Linked DNA regions of Homo sapiens: regions 1 and 2 are each linked to region 3. Evidence: read pairs that join two places in POLR2A ChIA-PET (ENCODE). Cell type or tissue: Panc1. All regions are shown on one strand. Region 1 has its middle 60 kb from the start of OPN4. Region 2 has its middle 66 kb from the start of OPN4. Region 3 overlaps WAPL (WAPL cohesin release factor).

Region 1 (4,000 bases), 89 kb after region 3:
GATCTAAAGGGACAGGAGAGGGCGTTGGATAATGAAGGCACATGAAGTTGGGGGGTACCATGCAGGACAGAGGCTGTGCTCAGGTGAAGGCAGTGGGGCCTGTTTATGGGGTGTGATGTCAGGCCCTTGGGACAGGCCTGCTGGGCCCTGAGGGGCAGCCCAGGGCCCTGCTCCTGTGCACACTGATAGCTCAGCATCCACACCCTGGATAGAGACCTCCAGCTAGGACAATGTCAGGACTTGGTGGCCCAGCAGGCTTCTGGAGCAATGCTGGCCAAGTCCTTCCCTAAACAGCATTTTTCCATGAGTGACCCTGGGCTCCCCTGCCTATCACGTCTCCTTCAGAGAACCACAGTGCACATGCACAGACTAAAGGCTCTTTGAAATCCTGCTGTGTGGCTGGGCGTGGTGGCACACTTCTGCAATCCCAATACTTTGGGAGGCTGAGGCAGGAAGATTGTTTGAGCTCAGGAGTTGTAGACCAGCCTGGGCAATATAGCAAGACCCTATCTCTACAAAACATTTTTTTTAAATGTAGCTGCTCATGGTGGTACACACCTATAATCCCTGGTATTTGGGAGACTGAGGTGGGAGGATTGCCAGAACCCAGGAGTTCGAGCCTGCAGTGAGCTATGATTGTACCACTGCACTGCAGCCTGGGTGACAGAGTGAGATGAAGGGAAGGGAAGGGGAGGGGATGGGAGGGGCAGGGCACAGTGGCTCATGCCTGTAATCCCAGCACTTTGGGAGGCCCAGGCCGAGGCGGGCGGATCACCTGAGGTTAGGAGTTCAAGACCAGCCTGACCAATGTGGTGAAACCCCATCTCTACTAAAAATACAAGAGTTAGCCAGGCATGGTGGTAGGCACCTGTAGTCTCAGCTACTTGGGAGGCTGAGACAGAAGAACTGCTTGAACCTGGTAGGCAGAGGTTGCAGTGAGCCAAGATCATGCCACTGCACTCCAGCCTGGGTGACAGAGTGAGATTCTGTCTCAAAAAAAGAAGAAAAGAAAAGAGAGGAAAGAAAGAAAGGGAAGAAAGAAAGAAAAGGAAGGAATGAAGGAAAAGGATGAAAGAAGGAAAGGGATGGAGGGGAAAGAGAGAAAGGAAAAGAAAGAAAGAAAGAAGAAAAAGAAAGAAATAAAGAAAAAGAAAGGAAAGAAAGAAAGAGAAAAAGAAAGGAAAGAAAGAAAGAGAAAAAGAAAGAAGAAAGAAAAGGAGGAAGAAAGAAAAGAAAAGAGGGAGGGGGAGAAGGAAGGAAGGGAGGAAGGAGAAGAAGGAAAGAAGAAAAGAAAAAGGAAAAGAAAGAAGAAAGAAAACGAAAGAGGGAGGGAAGGAAGGAGAGGGAGGGGGAGGGAGGGGGAGGGAGGGGGAGGGGAGGGGAGGAGAGGGGAGGGGAGGGGAGGGGAGGGGAGGGGAGGGGAGGGAAGGGAAGGGAAGGGAAGGGAAGGGAAGGGAAGGGAAGGGAAGGGAAGGGAAGGAAGGGAAGGGAAGGGAAGGGAAGGGAAGGGAAGGGAAGGGAAGGGAAGGGAAGGGAAAAGCAAGCTTCCTAGGAAGGCAAGGGAAAGGAAAAGCAAGCTTCCTAGGCAGGACAACTCAGCAGAGTCATGGCATTAGGAGAGGACATGATGCAACAGTCCGTGGAGGTTGTGGTTGCCAGGGAAAAGGGGCAGAGGGAGGTTGAAATATACAAAGTTTATTGGAGGATGACATAAACGTCCTGGAATTAGATAGCAGTGATGGTTCTATGACAAGTTTGTCCAACCAGAGGCCCGCAGGCCACATGTGGCCCAGGACATCTTTGAATGCGGTCTGGCACAAATGTGTAAACTTTCTTAAAACATTAGGAGATTTTTTGTGATTCTTTTTAGCTCATCAACTATCGTTAGTGTTAGTGTATTTTATGTGTGGCCCAAGACAATTATTCTTCCCATGTGGCCCAGGGAAGCTAAAAGATTGGACACCCCTGTAATGTACAAGATTGTGAATATACTAAAAATCTCTAAATTGTACACTTTAAAATGGTTAAAATGGTAAATTTTATGACTTGCGAATTTTTTTTTTTTTTGTGATTGAGTCTCACTCTGTTGCCCAGGCTGGATTGCAATGGCGCAATCTTGGCTCTCTGCAGCCTCTGCCTCCCGGGTTCAAGCTATCCTCCTGCCTTAGCCTCCCAAGTAGCTAGGATTACAAGCACGTGCCACCAGGCCCAGCTAATTTTTGTATTTTTAGTAGAGATGGGATTTCACTGTGTAGGCCACTGACCTCCTGACCTCAAGTGATCTGCCCACCTCAGCCTCCCAAAGTACTGGGATTACTGGCATGAGCCACTGCACCCAGCCAACTTGTGAATTTTGTCTCATTTTTTGTCATTGCCTGTTTTGGTTTTGTTTTGTTTTGTTTTTTGAGACACAGTCTTGCTATGTTACCCAGGGTGGTCCTGAACTCCTGGCCTCAAGCGACTCTCCTGCCTTAGCTTCCCGAGTAGCCGGGACTACAGACAGTGCTAAATTTGCCCAGCTTAAATTGTATCTCAACATTTTGAAAAAAGTTAAAGACACCACAATCCATGGTGACCTGACAAGAAGGAGCCAGGGAAATAAGCACCTGACAGCCCCACTCCCACTCCACTTTCCAGATACCCGCTGGTGCCTCCTGCTGACAGAACGCACCTGGGTCAGGGCACTGACACACAATGTGTTTGGATCTGCCTCCCAAGGGACAGGGCAGGGTGGAGAAATGCAAGGGTACACCTGGGGAAATAAATAGAAGGATATTCAGTAAAGCTCCTTGGGTAGCATTTTAGAAGTTTCTAGTAACATTGACACACTGACACTGTACATGTAATGTAATTCAGCAGTTGTTGATACAAGTCAGGGCCTCCCTGGGAAAGGAAGGAATGAGGGGGCCAGTGAAACCAAACCAAGTTGGAGACCTCATAAAGTTCAGGTGCTGGGGTGCACTAATTCTCCCTATTGACTCAGTCATTGAGTCACTTGACTTGTGATTTGAAGAGCTGAAAAGAAGGAGTTCTTCCATTGGACAGCCAAGCCCTGGCTGGTGAAGAGCAGATATCCTTACCTACAGGCCCATGGCAGACACAATACCATGTGCTCACCAAACCGATTTATTTTTCTCCTGGGCACACAGGAGAGCTATGTTTCCCAGCCCCCTAGCATCATGTCGAATTCTGGCCAATGGAATGCGGGGAGAAGTGATGTGTGCCTTTTTCAGGGGTGGCTCTTCAAACTTTTCATGCAACCATCCATGTTCTCCCCTTGCCTACCAGCTGGCTGGATGCAGGAGAAGAGTCCAAGATTCCTGGGGACAGTGGAGTTACTGGATAGAGAGCTTGAATTCCTGACTCATTGCTTGCAGGAGAGCTGCTTAACTGGGCACATCTGGGTTGGACTTGGCATGAACCAGTGGTGAGAAATGAGGTCTCAGTCCAACAGCCAACGGGGAATTAAGGTTGGCCAACAACAACATGAGTGACCTTGAAATGGGAGCCTCCTCCAGTTGAGCCTTCAAATGACTGCAGCCCGTTGGTGGCACATGCCTGTAGTCCCAGTTACTCAGGAGGCTGAGGCCGGAGGATAACTTGAGCCCAGGAGTTTGAGGCTGTAGTTATGACATTATGATTGTGCTTGTTAATAGCCACTGCACTCCAGCCTGGGCAACAGAGTGAGACCCCGTCTCTTAAAACAACAACAACAACAACAACAAAACTGCAGCCTGAGCCAATATCTTGTCTGCAACCTGATGAGAGATACTGAGGCAGAACCCAGTTATGCTGCTCCTGGATTCCTGACCCCCATAACCATAGATAATAAATGTTTGTTGTTTAAAGCTGCTAAATCTGGGGTTAATTTGTTATGCGGAGATAGATAACTAATACAGTAATACAGTTCATTTGTCATTTTTTTTGTTTGTTACAGTGGGTAAATCTTGGACCCATTTTGGAACCTGTTTTCATTCAAGGTGTGAGGTGTAGACCAAAC
Region 2 (4,000 bases), 83 kb after region 3:
CCTTGGTTTAAATCTCGAGAAGAGGCTGGGGACGATGGCTCATGTCTGTAATCCCAGCACTTTGGGAGGTCAAGGCGGGAGGATCACCTGAGGTCAGGAGTTTGAGACCAGCTTGCCCAACATGGCAAAACCCCGTCTCTACTAAAAATACAAAAAATTAGCCGGGCTTGATGATGGGCGCCTGTAATCCCAGCTACTTTGGAGGCTGAGGCCGGAGAATCACCTGAACCTGGGAGGCAGAGGTTGCAGTGAGCCGAGATCGCACCACGGCACTCCAGCCTGGGTGACAAGAGGGAAACTCTGTCTCAAAAATAAATAAATAACTAAAAATAGGCCGGGCGCTGTGGCTCTTGCCTGTAATCCCAGCACTTCGGGAAGCCGAGGCAGGCATATCACCTGAGGTCAGGAGTTCGAGACCAGCCTGACCAACGTGGTGAAACCCTGTCTCTACTAAAAATACAAAAATTAGCCGGCCGTGATGGCACACGCCTGTAATCCCAGCTACTCAGGAGGCTGAGGCAGAATAATCGCTTGAACCTGGGAGGCAGAGGTTGCAGTGAGCCGAGATATTGCCATTGCACTGCAGCCTGGGCAACAAAGCAAGACTCTGTCTCAAAAAAAAAAAAAAAAAAAGAGTTGTCACTAGGGCCCTGGACCTCCTTGCCAGCTATTGTGGGCCCTGTTTGTGGAGATCATGGTGGGGGCAGGCCATGTCTGCAGATGGGCAGGCTGTGATTACACCTTAGGGTCCAAACTCCCATCACTCTCTGAAGTGGCCCTCTATAATGATGCTTGGGCTTTGTCTTAGACATTTTACTTCTGGCTGGGTGTGGTATCTCACACTTGTAAATCTCAAATGATTTGAGAGGCTGAGGTGGGAGGATTGCTTGAGGCCAGGAGTTGGCGACCAGCCTGGACAATATAGTGAAACCTGGTCTTTAAATGCATAAATAATAGAGGCCGAGCGCAGTGGCTCATGCCTGTAATCCCAGCACTTTGGGAGGCTGAGGCAGATGGATCACTTGAGGTCAGAAGTTCGAGACCAGCCTGGCCAACATGGTGAAACCCTGTCTCTACTAAAAATACTAAAATAAGCCAGGTATGGTGGTACACATCTGTAATCCCAGCTATTCGGGAGGCTGAGGCAGGAGAATCACTTGAACCTGGGAGACAGAGGCTGCAATGAGCCAAGATCGCACCACTACACACCAGCCTGGGCGACAGAGCAAGACCCTGTCTCAAAATAATAATTAATAATAATAATAATAATTCTAAGAATCCTAAAGAAATAGCACTGAATGTGCACCACAGTTTATTTATAAGGCTATTTATCACAGCATTCTTGGCAACACTGAGCAATTGGAAGTAACCTAAGCCATCAGCAATAGGACAGGACACTAGATCCATGGAACCATATCCTGGGCAGCCACTAAAATGGCGGTGACGGAGAATTGTGTGGGGAGTTTGAATGTGGTTGTGTAGAGTGACTAGTCACCTTTATTTGATTATTTGTACCCTTTCCAAATTTTCTACAATAAAAATAAATAATTGTTGTAAACAGGCAAATAAGTATTTTAAAGAATTTACCTTTGCTTAAGATCAACCAATCTAGAATCAAATGAAGCCGCATTAAAAAGCTTATTAGTAAGTCATTTGTGATTCAGATATAATGAATGCCTGTGAACATCCTAGGGGATCAACTTGTTTTCTACTGTCTCCTTTCATCCTCACCATACTCCTAAGTTTGGTATTATTATCCCCAGTGTACCAATGAGGTCCCGGGCTCAGTGGGTGGTGACTTGGCCAAGGTTACATGACAAGCTTAAGTGAAAGAGACACTAACTCTGGCCAAGGTGTTGAAGAAGACTTTGACTTCGGCCGAGCGCGGTGGCTCATGCCTGTAATTCCAGCACTTTGGGAGGCTGAGGCAGGTGGATCACGAGGTCAGGCGATAGAGACCATCCTGGCTAACACGGTGAAACCCTGTCTCTACTAAAAATACAAAAAAGTTAGCGGGGCATGGTGGCGGGGGCCTGAAGTCCCAGCTACTTGGGAGGTTGAGGCAGGAGAATGGCGTGACGTGGGAGGCAGAGCTTGCAGTGAGCTGAGATCGCACCACTGCACTCCAGCCCAGGTGACAGAGCGAGACTCTGTCTCAAAAAAAAAAAAAAAAAAAAAGACTTTGACCTGAAATTTGGAGCAGCGGAGATGTTTGTTTGTTAGAAGAGCTCGGGTGCATCAGGGACTATTCCAGGAGAACAAGAAGAACCTAGAGCATGATGCAAGCATATTCGGTAGGGCCTTTCCCACAATGTCCTGGGCAGTTTTGCTGGGGCATCCTAGGTGTGGCACCAAGAGTTGCCCATCAGGATGTGTTATTCTTGCAAATTTCTTTTTTTTTTTTTTTTTTGAGACAGGGTCTCACTCTGTCACCCAGACTAGAGTGCAGTGGAAAGATCTTGACTCACTGCAACCTCTGCCTCCCAGGTTCAAGCTATTCTCCTGCCTCAGCCTCCCGAGTAACTGGGATTATAGGCGCCCACCACCATGCCTGGCTGATTTTGTATTTGAGTAGAGACAGGGTTTGACCATGTTGGCCAGGTTGGTCTCAAACTTCTGACCTCAAGTGATCTGCCCTCTTCAGCCTCCCAAAGTGCTGGGATTACAGGTGTGAGCCACTGCGCCTGGCCATTCTTGCACATTCGAATATCATGAAGCATTTTCCTAGCTTGGAAGCAAGATAATCCATCACTATCTATCCTCTTTTTGGTCTACTCTTCCCCCATCACAGGCTATATTTATATATCTGTCTTAGCCCATTTGTGTTGCTATAAAGGAACACTGGGGCTGGGTAATTTATAAAGAAAAGAGGTTTCTTTGACTCACAGTTCTCAGGCTATACAAGAAGCATGGTGCTGGCATTTGCATCTGGTGAAGGCCTCGGACTGCTTCCATTCATGGGGGAATGTGTCACGAGAAAGGAACAAGAGAGGAGGAGGGGCCAGGCCCTCTTTAACAATCAGCTCTCACAGGGACTCATAGGGAAGACTCACTCACTCCCAAAAGAATGGCACCATGCCATTCATGAAAGATCTACCCCCATGACCCAAACACCTCCCATTAGGCCAGACCTCCAACACTGGGGATCAAATTTCAACATGAGATTTTAAGGGGGGGCAAATATCCAAACTATATCAATGTCTTAATGAGAGGTCAGCTTGATATAAAATAATGTAAATGTTAAAAACGTCTCTTTATGGCCAGGTGCGGTGGCTCACACCTGTAATCCCAGCATTTTGTGAGGCCGAGTTGGGTGGATCACCTGAGGTCAGGAGTTTGGGACCAGCCTGGCCAACATGGTGAAACCCCGTCTCTACTAAAAAAAAAAAGAAAAAATTAGCTGGGCGTGGTGGTGGGCTGTAATTTCAGCTACTTGGGAGGCTGAGGCAGGAGAATTGTTTGAACCCAGGAGGCGGAGGTTGCAGTGAGATCGAGATCATGCCACTGCACTCCAGCCCGGGCAACAAGAGCAAAACTCTGTCTCAAAAAAAAATGTCTATTTAAAGTTGCAAGAGGAGAGGCTTGACTTGGACAAAGTAGAAGGAGACAGGTGGCTCTATAACTAAAAACAGAGTGACTACCCTTGGGACCCATCTCAATTTTTTTTCCCTAGACAGTCTTCAGACTTCAGTAAAATTAAGTGTGTGAGAGAAGACACTGGGAATATTGGCTTAGCTGAGAGAAGTGAACACCCTGCAAAATGAAAACGGGTGGGACTCCTTCCCAGCAAAAGCCCAGTCACTCCAGAGGGCCAGCAAGGGAAAAGCCAAGTGTTGCCTGGAAACCAGGTGATATGATTTGGCTGTGTCCCCACCGACATCTCATCTTGAATTGTAGCTCCCATAATCCCCACATGTCATGGGAGGGATTGGGTGGGAAGTAATTGAATCATGGGGGCAGGTTTTTCCTCTGCTGTTCTCATGAAAGTGAATACATTTCA
Region 3 (4,000 bases):
CAAAAAAAAAAAAGAATACACACATGAAAAATGCTTATCATTAGTTGCTAGGGAAACACAAAAGGTAAATTCCTTAATATACCAAGAATCCTTACACATCAGTAAGTCCAATGTCCCAGTAGAAAATGGCGCTAGGGGCCAGGCACAATGGCTCAGGCCTATAATGCCGGCTCTTTGGGAGGCCGAGTCAGGCAGATCACTTGAGGCCAGAAGTTCGAGACCAGTGTGGCCAACATGGTGAAACCCTGTCTCCACTAAAAAGACAAAAAAAACCCAGCCAGGCGTGGTGGCACATGCCAGTCGTCCTCGCTACTTGGGAGGCTGAGGCACAAGAATTGTTTGAACCCAGGAGGCAGAGGTTGTAGTGAGCTGAGATAGCACCACTGCACTCCAGCCTGGGCAACAGAGCAAGACTCTGCCTCAAAAATAAATGAATAAATAATAAGCCAAGAACACAAAGAAGCAATTCATTAAAATATATATCTATAATGAATTAAATAACTTATGAAGGATACTCAATTTCACTCACAATTAAAACTCAAAGTAAAACAAAGCTGAACTATATTTATATAAGCCCTCGGTATGTGCCTGGTAGTATTCTAAATACTTTCTATTAATTTATTTTATCTCAAAGCAACCATCAGGCCAGGTGCGGTGGCTCACGCCTGTAATCCCAGCACTTTGGGAGGCAGAGGTGGGCAGATCACGAGGTCAGGAGATCGAGACCAGACTAGCTAACACGGTGACACCCCATCTCTACTAAAAAATACAAAAAATTAGCCGGGCGTAGTAGCACACACCTGTAGTCCAAGCTACTTGGGAGGCTGAGGCAGAAGAATCGCTTGAACCTGGGAGGCAGAGGTGGCAGTGAGCCCCGTCGACAGAGCGAGACTCAGTCTCAAAAAAAAAAAGAAAAAGGAATAACAGGGACATAGCAGTACGTGCTTATAGTCCCACCTAGAGCTACCCAGGGCACTGTGGCCAGCGGTTCATTTGAGGCTGCTGTTATGATCACACCTGTGTGAGTAGCCACGCACTCCAGCCTGAGCAACACAGCGAGGCTCCATCTTGACAACAAAAAACAACAAAAAATAGGAATAAAATTGATGCCAAAGAACTTTTTTGTCCAAAACCTTTATATACTTTAGCAATAACATTCATTCATATATATATAAACTAACTGAAAAAAGCCCACTCATCTCTTAAAAGATACATTTCCAATAAATTTTATCTTTAATATATACAGCATTCAAGTTTGATTATAGCATTCAAGTTTGATCAAATATTCTGAGAGCATTTGATTAAAAAAATAAAAGCACTGATAACTGTGATCATGATGTAGTACAGAATTATTTTTAAAACAGTTTAGAGCACTACAGTCACATAAAATTCCTAAAAGCTGTAGAGTTTTTTTTTCTGTAGAGACAGGATTTTTTTATGTTTTTTTTATGTTGCCCAGGCTGGTCTCAAACTCCTAGACTCAGGCGATCCTCCCATCTCAGCCTCCCAAAGTACTGGGATTACAAGCTTCAGCCACAGTGCCCAACTCTTTTTTTTTTTTTTTTTTTTTTTTTGGAGACAGAGTCTTGCTCTGTCAATAAGGCAGTGGTGCAGTCTCCACCTCCCACGTTCAAGTGATATTCTCCTGTCTCAACCTCCTGAGTAGCTGGGACTACAGGCGCGAGTCACCATTCCCAGCTAATTTTTTTATTTTTAGCAGAGACGGGGTTTCACCATGTTGACCAGGCTGGTCTCAAACTCCTGACCTCAAGTGATCTGCCTACCTCAGCCTCCCAAAGTGCTAGGATTACAGGCATGAGCCACCGCGCCCGGTCACAGCCCTTAAAAATTTGAATTTAAATGCATATACATATTTTTGTACCAGCCTCGGCTCTTAAAAATTTGAATTTAAATGCATATACATATTTTTATACCAAGAATTATGAAAAGGATGACCACTAAAAGACTAAACATAAATACTATAATCATTAGGATAAAATTCTGAAGGGGAAGTAGGATAGAAATACAATTTCAAAAAGAACAAGGAACACTATATTCTGGCTATTGAAGAGCATGTTCTTGTATTTTTTTAAACATACGAAAGTGAACAGTTTCTGGGGCATAATGGGGACTTGTAAGAAAGAAAAATTATTAAAGAAAAAATTTTAAAAAGAGAATGAACAGCAAGTAATTATGGCATTTGCAAGCAAGAAAATAATTATGGGCCAGAAGCACTGGTTCATGACAGTAATACCAACACTTTGGGAGGCCAAGGTGTGAGGACTACTTGAGCTCAGGAGTTCAAGACCTTGTCTCTACTAAAATCAAAAAAAATTAGCTGACTGTGATGGTACACACCCGTGGTCCCAACTTCTCAGGAGGCTGAGGCAGGAAGATTACCTGTGCCCAGAAGATTGAGGCTGCAGTGAAACATGATTGCATTACTGTACTCCAGTCTGGGCAACAGAGCGAGACCATCTCCAAAAACAAAAACAAACAAACAAACAAACAAAATACTTTGAGGGTGAGGAAGGAGGAAGTGATGCATGAAAGAACTTCTAAACTGGCTGGCACAATTCTATTTCCTAACTTAGGTAATGGTTACAGGAGTGTTCCTCTTCTAATAATTAATTAAGCTAGACCCTTTTGTGTGGTTTTCTGTTTTATTTTACAATTTAAAAAAGTTAAAAGAAATCACTATGACATCTAAACTGCATGTTATATTTTAAAATGTCAATATTGGCCACGTGTGGTGGCTCACGCCTGTAATCCCAGCACTTGGGGTGGGAGGGGCGGCAGGCCAAAGCAGGGGGATCACTTGCATCCAGGAGTCAGAGACCAGCCTAGGCAACAAAGCAAGACTCTCTCTACAAAAAAAAATTTTGAAAATCAGCCAGGAGTGGTGGCACGTTCCTATAGTCCTAGCTACTCAGGAAGTGGGGGTAGGAGGATCACTTAAGCCCAGGAGTTTAAGGTTGCAGTGAGCAATGATCGCACCACTGCACTCCAGCCTGGGCAACAGAGAAAGACCTTGTTTCTAAAAAAAATTAAAAGGACACCTGGGGTTCATTCTTTCTACCACTTCTTTGCCCTACACTGGACTAAGGGTGCCTCTTTTCCTGCAGCCCTCCCTACTATTTCAGAGCAGGACAGTTTGGGGACACTGATATGCTGACTCTCCAGAGCCTCTTTATAAAATGATTACTCCTCCACCCTGTTATATAAGAGCCCCTTCTTGGCTTCTCTGATTTTCTTGTGTAAGACTAAACAAATAATAATAAAAAGACAACAAAAATAAGTAAGGAAAGATTTAAAAAAAAAAAAAAAAAGTAGTGGCCGGGCATGGTGGCTCACACCTGTAATCCCAGCACTTTGGGAGGCCGAGGCGGGCGGATCACCTGAGTTCAGGAGTCCAAGACCACCCTGGCCAATATAGTGAAACCCCGTCTCTACCAAAAATACAAAAATTAGCCAGGTGTGGTGACAGGCGCCTATAATCCCAGCTACTCGGGAGGATGAGGCAGGAGAATCGCTTGAACCCGGGAGGCAGAGGTTGCAGTCAGCCAAGACTGTGCCACTGCACTCCAGCCTGGGCGTCAGCGAGACTCTGTCTCAAAAAAAAAAAAAAAAAAAAAAAATTAAAGCCCCTTCTTTTAAGGCTTGTGCTAGTTACCCTCTAATCTTCCTAATACTTGTCATCCAACAACCTCTTATTCAACCTCTTATTCACTGTTCATGTATTTAAGGATTTTACACCATATTTATAATCTACTCCTCCATCCCAATTTTGCTATCACACTGAATTCCACCAAATTCCAACCCTCTGATTTCCCAGTTCTTTAACCTTATCTCATCATCAACAATCTTCCGCATTCCATCTCAGCCACCAGTTCTCAGTTGCATCCAGAAGCTTGCCGTATATCCTAAAATGCTTCACTTCATAAACATTAAAATCAGATAGCCCACTGTTTTTTTTTTTTTAATCACAACCTACCAACCA

Evidence for each region. Peaks named below come from ENCODE experiments on the same cell type or tissue, not always from the same donor. Only the 100,000 strongest peaks of a DNase experiment are listed, where the experiment ranks them.
Region 1: POLR2A ChIA-PET joins it to region 3 with 5 read pairs; 3 of 35 experiments call an interaction of 5 or more read pairs at or near these places.
Region 2: POLR2A ChIA-PET joins it to region 3 with 5 read pairs; 6 of 35 experiments call an interaction of 5 or more read pairs at or near these places.

What each region holds. Positions count from the first base shown.
Region 1 is chr10:86,593,040-86,597,039 of GRCh38, forward strand. No RefSeq gene overlaps it. Among named protein-coding and RNA genes, the nearest start is that of OPN4, 60 kb to the right of the region's middle. In Panc1, no CTCF peak of the experiment used is centred here; no DNase peak of the experiment used is centred here.
Region 2 is chr10:86,587,027-86,591,026 of GRCh38, forward strand. No RefSeq gene overlaps it. Among named protein-coding and RNA genes, the nearest start is that of OPN4, 66 kb to the right of the region's middle. In Panc1, no CTCF peak of the experiment used is centred here; no DNase peak of the experiment used is centred here.
Region 3 is chr10:86,503,752-86,507,751 of GRCh38, forward strand. The region is part of intron 2 of WAPL (WAPL cohesin release factor); the gene reads right to left. Among named protein-coding and RNA genes, the nearest start is that of WAPL, 16 kb to the right of the region's middle. RefSeq lists an enhancer at 1-461. In Panc1, no CTCF peak of the experiment used is centred here; a DNase peak (open chromatin) is centred at 2,500.